2 separate regions of the Mus musculus genome follow, and region 2 is linked to region 1. Evidence: chromatin loops called from intact Hi-C (ENCODE). Cell type or tissue: gastrocnemius. All regions are shown on one strand.

The links. A loop is a pair of places that touch in the nucleus more often than their neighbours do. Peaks named below come from ENCODE experiments on the same cell type or tissue, not always from the same donor. Only the 100,000 strongest peaks of a DNase experiment are listed, where the experiment ranks them.
Region 2: a loop joins it to region 1, with 3 times the contacts of the local background. A loop is called at or near these places in 32 of 42 quality-filtered maps.

Annotation. Positions count from the first base shown.
Region 1 is chr4:137,939,839-137,942,338 of GRCm38, reverse strand. The region is part of intron 8 of Ece1 (endothelin converting enzyme 1); the gene reads right to left. Among named protein-coding and RNA genes, the nearest start is that of Gm52683, 32 kb to the right of the region's middle. In gastrocnemius, a CTCF peak has its summit at 1,064; DNase peaks (open chromatin) are centred at 374, 1,633 and 2,110; H3K4me3 peaks cover 497 bases; H3K27ac peaks cover 2,500 bases.
Region 2 is chr4:137,861,244-137,863,743 of GRCm38, reverse strand. Ece1 (endothelin converting enzyme 1) reads right to left here and starts at 1,464. Exons shown (of 19, transcript NM_001369179.1): 1 at 1,363-1,464. In gastrocnemius, no CTCF peak of the experiment used is centred here; DNase peaks (open chromatin) are centred at 638 and 1,548; H3K4me3 peaks cover 2,500 bases; H3K27ac peaks cover 2,340 bases.

The sequences.
Region 1 (2,500 bases):
AACATGTTTCCATAGCGACGGCTGTTTTAGTCAACTGGGCCACTCTGCCGTGACTCAGTCCCCCTGAGGACACTCAGAAATTCTATTTTCCACACTTGAAGCCAAGGAGCCCTGCTGAGTACCAACCAACTCAGAGAGGCTTGGGAAGCCCTGGCGCTGGGGAGACAGAGACAGGAAGATCATGAGCTTTCAGGCCTGTCTGTGTTATGTAAGACCCTGTCTCAAAATGACCAAGGCTGAGGGGCTCATATACACATCGATCTTAGGTAGGCTCTCTTCATGGCATGAGCTCGTGCAGGGGCCAAAAGAGTGTCTTCTGGGACAGTTAGAACACTGGACTCAGGGCCTCACTGCAGTTGTGGCTGCCTGAGCAAGATCAAGGCGGTCAACACTCCGGCACAGAGGGAGGGGCTCCCAAGCCCCACCCCTAGCTGGGATGACTGACAGTTGATAGCCTAGGGGAGAAGGAGTCAGTTTCCTTTAAGGCTTTCATCCTTAGTAGGTCGACCGTGCTCCAGTAGACAGTCCACACCTACGAGTCCATGGGCAACACAAACTGAACTTGGTGGGTTATTTAAAAAAAATAAAATAAAAAGATGGCTCTAGGTTGGTGTAGGTGAAAGGTAGATATGGGAGGGGCTAGGGAGAGGAGAAGTGGATATAGGAGGGGCTAGGGAGAGGAGAGGTGGATATGAGAGGGGCTGGGAAGAGGAGAGGTGGATATGGGAGGGGCTAGGGAGAGGAGAGGAGAATTTGATCAAAGCACTTTGTATAGCTGGACACCATGGCACATGGTACCTGGGAGGCAGAACCAGGTAGATGTCTGTGTTTAAGGTCAGTCTGGTCTACACCGAAAGTTCCAGGCTGTGTAATCTGAGGCCAGCCGGTGCTAGCTATATAAATATACAGGTCTGGAGAGGTGTCTCAGTGGGAAACAGCACCCGGGCTCCTTTCGTAGACGACCCAAGTTTGGTTCACAGTGCGCATGTCAGGCTAACAGCTGTGCGTAACTTCAGCTCAAGGGGATCCAACTACCCCTTCTGGACTCTTTGAGCAATTGCATGTGTGCACACACAGGGGACATACACATATACACACAATTTAAAAATAATAAAAACAAATCTTTAAAAAACAAAGGGCTGAGACTGGGCCATAGCTCGGTGTTAGACCAATCGCCTAGATGTAGGTAGGGCTCTGGGTTCAGTTCCCAACCCCGGAAGTAAAAACAGAACAAAGAGCAGACACCCTAAGACCCCATCCCATGAGGAAACAGGCAGAGGGGGACGCTTACTCCCCAATGACCTTTGACCCGGAAGCTCCTACGGAGGAAGGAACCAGTGTCTGGAGAGGCAATGCTGGATGTGTGATTCATTAAACTCAGCCTCTGCTCTGGGCTAGCCTGGAGCCATCTGGTTAAGGCGGCCAGGCTAGCTGGCGGTGGGAATAAAATCAGTCTTCAGCTATCAGAGAAGATAGTCTGCTAAATTAACTGTCATTATTTTAGTGCTGGGGACCCAGGTAGCACGGCAGGTCACAGAAACGAGCATTAACATTTTCCCTACTTACTCCTCTGTGCCTCATCACGCCAGGGGGGCCAGTGAGGAGGAGAGAGGCTTAGTCCAGGAGACTGAGACTCAAGGGGCTGAGTCATGTGACCTGCCTCAGACCACACAGCTTGAGATGGAGTAGGGCAGTGCCATGTTCTGAGCTCAAGCCCAGGTTAGCCCTGGTAGGCTGCTCCTCTAAAGGAGCTCTCCCACTCGAGCACCTCGGAGCAGTGGGTATGCAGAACCAGTTGTCTTTCTTCTCCCTTATTCTATGGAAGAATAACTCAAAAGTTCGGGGGAGAGGAGGAAGGTGTCTCTGGTGACCACTGGATGACGTGCTCAAGGGCTACTGTGCCCTATACCACTCCGGGCATCAATTTGAACATCAGGCTACTGCGGGGCCACCATGGTAAGACCTGAAAGGCTGGAGCAAACTGAATTATGCCATGCAAACAACATCTCCGTCAACCTTTTAGCCTCAGAGAGGAAAACAGTGGCAGATGGTGCCCGACACTGACTACCTGTCTCCATAACAACCGGTCGGGCACCACTTCCCCTGGGAACCTGCCGGCAGCTGGCAGCTGCGGGAGGCCTGAGTGGGCTGTGGCACCTTCTGGGACTCTTAGGGCCTAGCTGAAGTGTGCCAACCTCTACACGTGAATGTGACCCTAGCCTTTCTTACCCAGGCCTAGAGCCCAGCTTCTCTTCCTCAAAGCCTTTAACAGAGAGACACAGACTACTTCCTACTACTTCCAACTCCAGGCAGGCTGGCTGGGGATGGGGGGGTGTTGGGCATGGAAGAGCAAGCCCTTGTGCACCCGAAGGAAGGAACCCATAAAACGTAGTGTCCCCTCTGAAGAAGGGACAGACGGATAGGAGGTCAGCTGACTAGTTAGAGGGGAGGACTACAGAAACATGGTACTGAAACTCTGACACAGTCATGGTGTCCCTCC
Region 2 (2,500 bases), 79 kb after region 1:
CATTCCCCGGCCATGAAACTAGACATGAGTTCGCGACAGGGTTTCTCTGTATAGGCCTGGCTGTCTTGGAACTCACTCTGCAGACCAGGCTGGCCTCGAACTCAGAAATCCTCCTGCCTCTGCCTCATAAGTGCTGGGATTAAAGGTGAGCGCCACCACTGTCCAGCTCTTGGGAGATTCTTAATGGGGGAGGTAAGTCGGGTCCAAGATGATCTCTGGGCACCTTGGGGGGGCGGGAGAATTAAGTCATCGGTCTCCAGAGAGACCAATGATGTCTCAGGGGAAAGACGCCAGTGGGTAAGAGAGAAAAGGGCTGTCTAAGGGAGACTTAATTTCTGACCAGGCACGGGTTGGTCCTGAGGCTGTCTCTGGAGCATCTTCAGCTCTCTCCATGATGCCCCTCTGTTTCTCAGCGAACCCCTCAGGCATGGAAGGGACATCACAGATGTAGGCAAGTCTCTAGGACCAAAAGGCAGAGAACCCAGGCAGATCTCCTCAGGCCACACAGGGTGTCCTGGGTCCAGTACACACGCCAAGAGCTCGGCTCTAGGAGAGGCAATCAGAGGTCCACAGGGAGAGAAGAAGCAAATGGCCCTGGGTGAGATGGAGAGGTAACCGGAGGCCTTGGCTCTAGGCCAGAGAGTCAACTCATCACTCCGAAGCTCTCAAAAGCAGCCAGATCTGGATTAGATGGATATCAGGCTTGAGGCTTGAGCCCCCAAAGAAGCCCTCTTCCTCAAGGACCCCTTTACCGTGGTGCTTTGGACCACGGGAGTCAGCACTTGGGCCCTCCTCTGAGGATTCATTACTGGGAGATGCTGGGAACACCAGATAACCCTCAGAACCTCAGACTATCCCCTCCTCTCTGAGCTATCTCTCCCCTTCCCATGAGCCAGGCAGCCACTGCAGGATCAGTGTAGGAGAAAAGTGCCCTAGTCTCCCACGATGTTCTCGAATCCCAAAGCCACTCGGACTATGCGGGGTGTGAGCTCAAGTCCAGCTGAACCTTGACGTCTCTGAATCGACCTGGCCTAGCTGCCCACGGTCTCCAAGTCAAGCCAAGCCAAGCTCAGCTCAGGGACTTGCACACCCCAAACCTATCTCACCAACTCTTCCCCAAAATCCAGCACGCGACCCCGAGTCTTCCACGCCAGGAGCAGCCCAGCAGCCCAGAACCAAGGTCCACGCGAACCGGACACCCCCCACAACTCCTGTCCGGGTCCAAGCCAGTGAACAGCGGGACGCGGGCCTCAGCTAAAGGGGACGCCCAGCTCGCCAGGAACCAGCCAGGATGCCATCGCCGCCCCGCTGTCGGGACCGTCGGGGTTGCATGGAGCCACAGCGGGCTGCGGGAGTACTCACCGTCGCTCCCGGGCTCCGAACGGCCGGGCTTAGGATGCACCTCCCGCTAAGGCTCCAGCTCCAAGTGCGCTGGGCTGAGCTCTACGCTCGAACCTCAGGGCTAGCTGCCGGGGCGGCGCGCGAGGCTGGGGCGCCCAGGCCAGAGGGCGGGGCCCGCCGCGAACCAATACAGAAGTGCGGGGGCTGCGGGCCCCGAAGAAACAGCCAATCAGAAGCGTCGGTTAGACTCCCCCCCACACCTCCGCGGGCTCCTTAACCCTTGGCATGCTGGAGCGCTGGATACTCTAGCTGCCCCGGATACCGGTGGGTCCAGGGGTGCGGGCCCGAACCTCCAGCTTGGCGTGCCTAATCTACACCTCGCCGGGACCCTCTCGAGGGACAGACGGAGCCGGTGTCAGGTCCACCTGCGCCCAGTTGGGGTTCTGGGAGCCTAGGCGACCTTTGTCTCCTGCCTGGTGCCTGCACTGTAGTATGACCCTGGGCACTGCAGCTGTGGGGTGTGTTTGTGTGCAAGAAGGAAGAAGGGCAGAGAGGAGAAGACAGAAAGGGGGGGAAGGGATGAGTTTCGAATGCCTGTGTGTTTATGTGGAAAGATAGAAGACTATATTTGGGGATTGTTAGTGTGTGTGTGTGTGTGTGTGTGTGTGTGTGTGTGTGTGTGTACACCAGCGCAGGCGCGCGATTCAGAGAGGGGAGAAGGAAAGAGAAATGGAATGGAATGAAGGCCCAGTAGGCGGGGGCACTTAGACCTCCAGTAGAGAAACTTTCTCTTTATGCCCGCTGCGCAGGTGCAGAGGAAGAAAGACCAGGAAACTGTACGTACTGGGTGAGCCGTGCATTTGTGACCTGTTGGGCACGCATGTGGGTGTAGTAGAAAGAGGCTTTGTGCCCCTGTTGTGAAAGAGTAGCCGGTGAGTGAATCCCGTTTGGTGTACATGTGTGTTCGAGCATGCAGCTTGAGACACACACACACACACACACACACACACACACACACACACACACACACACGGCAGAGATTTACCACAGCGTTGTAGGTGGCTCAGTTTGTGAGTAGAGAGGTCAGTGTGTCCTGTGTGGTAAATGTGTGGCTGGTTTGTTTTTTGTTTTTTAAGATAGGTCTTGGGGCTGGAGAGAT